Linked DNA regions of Mus musculus: region 1 is linked to region 2. Evidence: chromatin contacts called from ENCODE Hi-C or POLR2A ChIA-PET data. All regions are on one chromosome and are shown on one strand. The core of a region is the stretch at or near the end of the contact, and the rest is flanking DNA. Distances in the headings are between cores, read along the strand shown. Region 1 holds the start of Nfatc3 (nuclear factor of activated T cells, cytoplasmic, calcineurin dependent 3). Region 2 holds the start of Ripor1 (RHO family interacting cell polarization regulator 1).

Evidence for each region. A loop is a pair of places that touch in the nucleus more often than their neighbours do. ChIA-PET counts read pairs that join two places held with the same protein, here RNA polymerase II (POLR2A).
Region 1: a map of v-Abl transformed pro-B cells shows a loop between it and region 2 (2.0-fold over the local background). The contact joins the promoter of Nfatc3 here to the promoter of Ripor1 in region 2. A Hi-C loop is called at or near these places in 1 of 37 maps with a recorded cell type or tissue (v-Abl transformed pro-B cells). POLR2A ChIA-PET finds 5 or more read pairs at or near these places in 1 of 5 experiments (embryonic stem cell).

The regions. Positions count from the first base shown.
Region 1 is chr8:106,056,114-106,060,876 of GRCm38, reverse strand. It overlaps Nfatc3 (nuclear factor of activated T cells, cytoplasmic, calcineurin dependent 3), which reads right to left and starts at 1,287. Exons shown (of 10, transcript NM_010901.3): 1 at 884-1,287. The coding sequence starts at 986.
Region 2 is chr8:105,602,655-105,607,460 of GRCm38, reverse strand. Ripor1 (RHO family interacting cell polarization regulator 1) reads right to left here and starts at 2,232. Exons shown (of 22, transcript NM_001081241.2): 1 at 2,111-2,232.

The DNA of each region.
Region 1 (4,763 bases), core at 38-2,537, 450 kb before region 2:
ATTCACTTAATACTGGAAAGAATAAACATGAATACTCTTATCCATCTTCTTTTTCTAAGTTCTCTTGCATATGTAATAGGGAAGCTGAACTTAACGAACCACACTATTCCAAACCAGGTCACAGGAGAGAGTTAAGTCCCCAGTCATCATCCTGTTTCTATTTACTGACTGGTTTGACCCGCAAGCATTATGGTGTCCAGCTTTCCCAACTTATCTTTTAAAACATCTTCTGAGAAGAGCTTTTTTTTTTAAAATTATTAAAAAATGCCTTCTAGAACATTCTAGGAGAACTGTAATTTTAAAAGGCAACGTATCTTGTTTTTTTGTTTTTGTTTTTTAATCTCCAGAAACACTTTGCCCAAGCAAAACAACCCAGTTTTCAGAAAGGTCCGTTATAGTATACTTGAAACTAAGCGTGGATGGAATATAAATTTACACAAGTGGACACTAACTCGAACTCGCTCTTCTAGCAAAGTAGATTTTTTTTTAAAGTGGAATTTGAAAACACGCATCTTTCAAATAAAGAATTTTACAACTAGCCTAAAGACAGCGAAGTGCGCTTACACTTCTCGGAGACATTTCCTCTGCACCACGCTGGCACAGCTACGACAACCAGAAACCTCTTGGGGCTTTGGCCCCAACAACCTCTGCCTCCAAAGCCCGGGCGTCCGCCGGCCACTGGCCTCTCGGAGTCGAGTTCCCTACTAGTTCGCTCGCAGCCAAGACACTTCCACGTCGCCCCGAACCACACGCCTCCTTCTCCTCCTCAAATTAAATCGGGCTTTCCTCGCCACCCGCACGCACCAGGGGGACCGAGGGGAAGGCGAGCTGGCGGGAGCGCGGCGAGGGCACGCTCCACAGTCCCGGCCGGCCCGGCACCCACCTGCAGGCCGCGAGACCTGGGACACCGGCGCTGGTGCCCCGTCCTCGCCGAAGACGAGTTTGAAGTCGAGCTCGTCGTGGGCGCCACAGTTTGCAGTAGTCATCGGCGTGGCCCGGGGTGCAGCGCCTCCTCCTCAGGCGGCCGCGGCGGCTCCTCAGCGCCGCTTCATGCTGGGCCGCGCCGGCCAGGAGGTCGCGGCTCCACTGCAAACTTTCCGGGCGGGGCCCGCGAGGCCGAGCGTTCCGTTCCGACCTAGAAAGCTGGCCGAGCGCCCCGCCGCACCGGGAGCCGTCACCGCCGCCGGTCGAGGGTGCAGAAAAGCCACGGTCGCCTCAACCAAGGCTCCCCGCCCCCCACCCCCACAGTCGCCGCCACTGCCGCCACCGCCGCCGGCGCGCTCCCGCGCCCTGCAGCGCGCCCAGCCCCGCCCCTCGCCGCGCTCCCGCCCGACGGGGCAGCCCATAGGCCGCTGGCCCCGCTGACAGCCACGGGCCCCGCCTCCTCACCGACCTATCGCGTGAGTCCTCTGCGAGGAGGAAGTCACGTGAGCAAGAAGCGCCAGAGCCCTGCTCCCTCTCGGAAGTTGTAGTTAAAACTCTCTTTCTTCCGCAGTTTCTAAACCAAGACCAGGGTAGGGCCAATAGCGCTGTCTAATTAGATTGGGAACCCACGTAGGCCAATTGGAGACTATCTTTTTCCCCCTCATCGGGCGGAGCTCATGTCGAGGAAGTGGGTAGCAGAGCGCCAGGGTTATAGGTGTCCGGATATTTGGCCCCACAGAGGTACTTTTCACTTATAGCTGAGTTTAGAGTGGATACGTTCGTTAGACCACCTCAAAAGTTACCACTCATCCCCCGCATCCCTCCATACCAACTTCGATGGCGTAACTTGGAGAGGGCCAGGGATTGGTTCGAACTTTTGGGTAGGTTAGGGTGGAGCCGAAGAAAACCTTGCGAGACAAGTCTGGAGTCGATTCAGAGCCACCCTTCTGGGGTGGGGCCCCGTCTCAGTGGCTGTGCCTTTGTCCCCTCAAGCCGGCCCGGAGAGGATGCCATGCATTCTAGCTAGGCCTCACCTAAATCAGAGGGACCAGGTCTGGTCCTTGACGGAAGTTGAGCAGACACAGAGAAAAGTACCCTTCTTGGCCTCTGCATCTTAGTACATAACCGTGAGACTAAGGCATTGTGACACCCGAGCAAGGAAAGCCCACATATAGGAAGTGACGCTGTCAAAAAGAACCGGCTTTCAATCTTGGTTTCACCTCAAAGAGTCTGCCTTCCCCGGTGAGACATGAGATGGCCCAAGACACCATCCCTTGGAGTCTGGGGACTCAGTCTTGTTTACTTAGCGCATGATTAAGAGAAGGAGTTGGGAGAAGCCAGTGACCACCTCCTCCACGACAGCAAGTCTGATACTACTCACAAAAGCCCCTGGGAGAATGGAGCAAGCACAAGCTCCTTGCAAAGATCTCTGCATCTCAGTGATTCCTGGGCTACTAAGTGAGCCTCAGGGGGACCCCGGCTAAGCCTAGGGTCAGAAGAGCAAGGAATGTTCTGAGCTCGTGAGCCATTCATCTTGGACTGGTTTATTCCTGCTCAGGGCTTTACCAGTACTTATGAGGGACACAGAGATACAGAGATAGTCTCCCATCAGGGTTGAGAGAGAGAGGAATAGCAAATATATAATTACTGTGCAAAGAGATTAGAGCTGTGATAGGAGCTCTGAGGACATTGAACACCCACCCACACGCTACAGGAGTAGTAGAAACTGGAGATCCAAGCAAAAGACGAGCAAAGCTTGTTCCATGGAAGGACCAATGATCAGAAACCAAAGGTGATGCTGTATGAGTGGGCATGGTCACTGGGTGATGCTAAGCTGGAGACTATAATAGTCACTTCTCTATAGAACACTTGGCTAAGGGCATTCAGATCAGCAGGAAGAGGAGGCAGTCAGACTTAATGGCACATGGCTGGAGTGCCAGCACTCACATGGCAGAGGCCAAGATCAGGAGCTCATCATCTCCTCCTCCTCCTCCTTCTTCTTCTTCTTTTTTTTTCCTGAAACAGAGTTTCTCTGTGTAGTCCAGGCTGTCCTGGAACTCATTCTGTAGACCAGGCTGGCCTCGAACTCAGAAATCCACCTGCCTCTGCCTCCCGAGTGCTGGGATTAAAGGCGTGTGCCACCATGCTCGGGCCCCCATCATCATCTTACATAGTGAGTGTGAGGACAGCTTAGGGACAGGAGATCCTTCCTTAAAACAAAAAGTGAAGGACTTAACCTATTAAGTGGGTAAAAAAAAAAAAAAAAAAACTTCACAACAAGCTATCCTGTCTTCAGATGGGCTAACTTAGAAAGCTTGAATTGGAAACTAGGAGACCAAAGGCTACATCCCACCTGCAGCCGAGACAGACTATAGGCTTACCAACTAGTTCCCACGGTCCCGTTTTCCTATAAGGTCCCCAACATTTAGCCAGCTTACTTCCCCGTTCCCATAAAACTTAAAGCAACTTCAGCTCCAGTCTGTAGATGCATGCTTGTAATTTAGATTGAGATCGAGGACCCAGTCTCCCACCCCTCCCCAGGTATGACTTCACCTGAAACAGGTGAATTGCGCTAAAGTAGAGGCCGCAGAGCTGGCGAGATAGCAGAGCTGGAGAGCCCGAGCATTTGCTGTTCTTCCAGAGGATCTGGATCTGGTTCCCAGCACTGACATGGTGACTCACAACCATCTGTAACTCCCAGGGTGTCTGGTGCTGCCTTCTGGCTTTACAGGCACAAGGCACACATATAGTACACATATATACAAGTAGACAAAACATTCATGTGCATAAAGTCAGATAAATCTTTTAAAAAAATAAAAATATAAATCTGACCAGGGATGCAGAATGTAGACCATGGTCTGTCAATTCCTAAACTTCATAAGGGACCACAGAAAAATCCACCATTTATTAAATGTTCAGCATCTTTTTTCCCCCAGACATTGAGTGCTGGAGACTATCTAGAAAAGGGCCAGGCTGCAGGAAAGGCTTCTGGTTTAGGTGTTAAAGGCTCAGCAGAGGAAAGAACCAGTTGTAGGAAATGAGTTACTATTTTGGTAAGAAAGGCAGCATGGACTGTGTTGGGCAAGAGGAAGGGAAGGGGAGAGGGAAGGAGGAAGAAAGAGAGACAAGGAAGAACTCAGCAACTAGATGCCTATAGGCCATGAAGGTCCCCCCACCACACACACACACCTACACCTACACACACACACCTCCCCCAACATGCATACTCCTTTCACCGTTTCCCCAGCTAGGGCCGAGGTTTCTTTCCCCTAAAGCTCTTGCTCACCATCTACTCCAACTGCAGATGTCTCAGGGGAGCCTGGTGGGAAGTAGAGTAGACAGAACCTCAGAGTAGACAGAGACCACCGAGTCTACAGACTCTTTGCCCCTCCTGTGTAAATGATGGCCCAGGCTTGAGAATCAAGAGACACTTTCTGTTGCCATAGGCCTAGCCTTGAGGCTCTACTGCGAAGGCTTCTTCTATGCCTCAGGACCATGGAGTGGTACAGCTTAGCCCAACCCCGTCCCTTGTTTCATATTAGGGAAAGCCAGGAACCTTCAAGTTTAGAAATTCTTTCTCTCTGTGCCATATACCCTCTCCCCTTCCACTACACACACACACACACACACACACACACACACACACACACACACACACACACACCCCTTCCAAACTCTTAGTTTACTGTGCCTGCTCTCTACCTCTGTGCCAATGCTTGCCATAGAGAAACGGACTGCCTGAAGCAGCTCCAGTTTGGATGGCTAAGTTAAAACCAGCCAATTCTAACCTCAAAACATTAGCTGCTAAAGTCAGCAAGGAGTACTGAGAACCCAGGCCA
Region 2 (4,806 bases), core at 983-3,482:
CTGCTGCCATTTAACCTCTACATTCAGGAATCATGACAAGTGACACCAACCACCACCACCTCACCCCACTGCCATTAAATGGCCATAGAGAACGTACATCTGACTGCTCACTTCTGGGAGAGGCAGAATCTCCTTCCCTGTTGGACAGAAAGGGCTAACACCGCCTCCCCCGCCCCCCATCCTCACCCCTACCTGGAGCTAAGGGAGAGGAACTATCTCAACTGGTAGGTGCTGGCTGCTAAGAGAAGTCTCAGCTCCTGCCAACTCAGGTGAGTTCTGGAAACGATAAAGAATCAAGTCCCAAAGGTTATGAGGCGTGCAGCTCGACAGCGAATGGAATCTTAATTGCCTGCACGAACCCACTTTCCATAGACCTCCCGATCGTTCCTGTGTGCCAGGACAAAACCACCAGCATGGGGCGGAAAGTAAGACCAATAGTACTGTTCACCTAGCGCACACCACACTAGCTACAGCCTCTCCACGAGTCTCTAGGTCCAGCCCGACTCAGCTGTAGGGCTACAGTAGACTGAGGTAAACAGAAGCTATAAATAACCCAGGCAAAAGGGTGGCTGCAAGGGAGAAGGGGGTCGCGCGCAAAAGCCTGTCCCTGTCTCCATGGCAACTGCCCCAAACCTAGTTGCTGACGTCATCTGGCAGCCGCCAACCAGAACTGCCACTGAAAAGGGGAGGGGGGCCTGCTATGGCCTAAGACCCCCACCCCACCCCGGAACCGGGTGGAGACTACTTAGTGGCCTCACTTCCTGCCAGCCTCCTCCCTGGTCAGCTGGTCACATTCCCTGTCCCGCCGCGTTCTGGGAGCTGGACAGCCTCCCCCGGCTAGGTCTGGCTAGGTCGCGAGTCCCAGCGGTGGCGGATTGGGAACGCTCTGACTCACTCTCGCCCTCCTCGCCTGGTTTTCCACCTAGGCAGATCCTAGTCCAAACGCCTTGTGCGCTCCCCTCCCTCCCACCCAAACCCAGGCCCAGGGACTGCTCATCTCGCTCTGCTGCCCACAGGGCCCAGGACTGTGTGGGAGGTAGACGAGGGAGCCTTGGCAGTCCTTGTCCGGCTGTAGTGCTCCCAACCCCCACTGTCAATACTAGAGAGGTGGATAGTGAATTCTTGCTTCTTCCCAACCCAGCTGTGTGACCTTGAAAATGCTGCTAACCTCTCTGGCCCAGTATTTACATCTGCCAGATGGTCATACACCTTCTCAGAAGGCTGCATGTCAGTCGAATGTGCAGGTCCAAGACGCACGCAGCCACATAGACGGTGGCCAGGACACCGTTATTATTGTATTAGATTTTACACACGAGACCAGCCTGCACGCACATCAGAAATGATTTGGAAGGGCCGGTAAGAGAGGTCACACTCAGACTTAACTTAAGATAGGAGGACAGAGGGTCCTAAAAGCTGACATAGCCGGGGCTCTAGCCCTGGTTGAACAACCCCTTCCCCAAACCAGTTCTACAGGATGCTTAGTTCTGACTGTTTGCTGAGTCCCCATAGCAGCTTCCATTTCCAGGGACAGGGTCTGTCGACCGCCGCCAAAACGACCTTCTCCAGCTTCAGCTTCGGTTTGGGTGGAGAGTGTGGCCTCGGGCAAATTCAGTCTTCAGTCACCTCGGGCCTGGCCCCAAAGCAGCTTAGGTCGACCAGGGCCAGGAACACTAGCTAGCTCATCTAGGGGGTCTCCTGCACCCTGTCGCCCCGTTCCCATTCCCAGATCAGCCTCTGCCGCACCGCAGGCTCCAGGATAAAGCCAATCCCAGGCCCAGAAAGGCGTCTCAGGCTCGCCCTCGGGCCTGCCCACAGTGGAGCCCCGGGGCACTGCCGTGGCGGCCTGGGCGCGGAAGGGAAGGGAGGAGGCGGCGGGCGCGGCAGAGCCGGAGGCGGCGGCTTTTGTGGGGCGAAGCTGCGTTCTCCGTGCCCGGGGTGGGGGTGGGGGTGGGGAGAAAAGACACGGCGCGATCCGGGTCGCGAGAACGGGGTGAGGCGGGACCCGGTCGCAAGTCCGGGAGCCGATGGGCGGCGCGGGTGCAGGACGCACGGGATCCACAGCTCGCCCCTTCTCCCCGCCACGGCCTTAGGAAACGGCGCGGACACTCACATGGCTGCGCTGGGCTGCAAGGACCTCGCGCTGTCGGTACTCTCGGCGTTGCCCGGCCTGCTCGCGCTGCAGCTGCCGCTGTCGCCGCGGCCGGCGCCTGCCCCTCCCTCCTCTCCGCCGCCCCGCCCCGCCCCTCTGGGCCCCACCTCCTGCGCTCCCCTCCGGCTCCCGCACCCCGAAGGGGCGCCCACAGCTCGCTCCGCCTTCGCGAGTTACCCGGCAGAGTGGTCTGCCTACCGTGTCAACCAGCTTGTGGAAAGGGAGAGCGAAGGGAGAGCGAAGGTGTCTGCGGGAACCGGACAGCTTCCTGGGAACTGCATGCAGACCTTAAATCTGGGGTAGGGGGCGCTAGGGAACCCCTCCTACTTGCCTCTTACCCAGATCTCTGCAGCTCTAAAGACCTCAGGCTCCCTTCCTGTCACCATAAACAGGTTCTTGGAGCTGACACGGAAAGTTGGGGTGGTTGGAGGAAGTGCTTAGGGTCTGGAGAGGCTTAGATAAGGGAACCAGAATCTGGCCTAACCGTCGCACACCTTCTGGGTTGAAGTTCTGCCCCTCATCCCTTCCCACTTTTTCAGCCAGCCTCAGTTTCCCGCTGTAGGATCAGAGAGCCTTTTCGACAACGTCTTCCTTATAAATAGGGCTCATAGCTAGGCCAGGCAAGCGTGTAACCACTCAGCGGGTACTGCTTTCTGGGGAGTTACAGATTTTGTTTCTGGGATATAAGTGACTAACCTGGTAAGGTCTGGGTATGCGTACTGGGAACATACATTGGCCATGGGGGTCAAAGGCAAAAATGAGTTATGGTGTAACAGAGAGCTGGCCTGACCAACAAGCTGACTCCAATCCCCTACCCCTCCCATTATTAACCAGATGCTATTAGCTCTCTCCAACCCCCTGTCCCTATCCTCCACCTCTTGGCGTTCCTGTTTCCTGCAACATCTCATCTTTTGAGGTAGGTCAGGCATACTCAGGGGTGGTCTGATGGATTTTAAGAGGTGCCTGAATTTCTGAGCCTGACACTGATCCTGAGCGTAGGTCTCAACAACCCGATATGGTAGGATTCTGGAATACCAACATCTTCATCCCCCTAGGCTCTTTCCAGAGACACCCTCAGCCTCTTTCTCAACCCTCCAGGCTTTTCCCCCAGAACACTTGCTTGTTCCAGAGCCCTGGATGCCCTTGTGAATGCCCCCATCCCTTTCCCAGGATTTTTTTTTCTTTTAAACACAGGGTCTAACACTATGTAGCCCTGGCTGTTCTGGAACTCTCTCTGTAGAGCAGGCTGGCCTCAAACACCCAGAGATCACCCAGAGATCTACCTGCCTCTGCCTCCCAAGTGCTGGGATTAAAGGCATGCGCCACCACTGCCGGGCTCTTTTTTTTTATTTTTTATTTAATTTATTTAGTTTTATTTTATGTGCATTGGTGTTTTGCCTGCATGTATATCTGTGTGAGGATGTCAGATCCCCTGGTACTGGAATTACAATTGTGAGTGATTGGCCTGTGGGTGCTGGGAATTGAATCCAGGTTCTCTGGAAAAAACAGCCAATGTTTTGAACTGCGGAGCCATCTCTCCAGACCCCCCTCCCCAGAACTCTCAAAACTTGTCGTCCCTGGACCTCTGGCTAGCTCTAAAGCTTCCCCCTTCAGCAAAAGATTCTTCAAGTACTTTTTCGGCAGATGACCTCTTCTCTTTTTTTCTCGGTCAAGTTTCTGACCAACTCCTCTCAGACCTTGAATCAGGACCAGGTAGCAAGCAAGCCACCTGCATGTAGGGAGGGGCCCTGTGCGTGAGTTAAGGAATCTGACTGTGGTATCTAAGCATTTTAGTGCAGAGATCAACACTGTCCTGGCTCCTAGTGGGAGTTTTGAAGGACAATTTGTTGAATGAAAGAGTGAACGAGCCAGTATCAGTAACCTGCTCTGTCAACCCTCCCTCCCCTCTCTTCTTGCCCCACCCCAAACTTCCATTCTTTTCTTGACTCTTCTGGGAATCAAATCCAGGAGCAAGTGCTCTCCTACTGAGCTACACTGTCTGTCTTTGGTCCACAGAGACGGGGCCTTGCTATGAGACCAGGCTAATCCCAAACTCACACTATTCCTACTTCTGCCTGCTACGTGCTAGGATTGAGGTTGTATGCCACTGTACCTGGTTCCTAGTCCTCCAGGCTGTGCACACTTGACATCTTTAAAATGCATTATCTCCTCTTCTCTCCCACATTACCAATGCTCTGTCATCCATCCATTCACCAGTGAATATTCCTGAGCACCAAGAGTTGGGAAATGTGCTGGTTGCTAGAGTGGCAATGGCTTAGAGCTGTCCCTGTGCCACCACCACTTGGCTAATCAAGACACTTTCTGAGAAACATGTTCAGCTTTCAAAGACTGACATCATATAATTCTACTTCAAGAAACCCTTCCGGTCTATAGTACTTTGAATAGAACCCATGGCCCAAGGACTGCTGGGTAAAAATCACCCTACTGCTAAGAGCTTAATTTCAGCCTGAACATCCTCACATTATGAAAAAAAAAAAAAAAAAAAAAAAAAAGAAGAAGAAGAAGAAGAAAGAAAAAGTTTTGCCAGGCACTGTAGCACATACCTTTAATCCCAGCATTTAAGAAGCAAAGGCAGGCCGGGCACTTGGGAGGCAGAGGCAGGCAGATTTCTGAGATCAAGGCCAGCCTGGTCTACA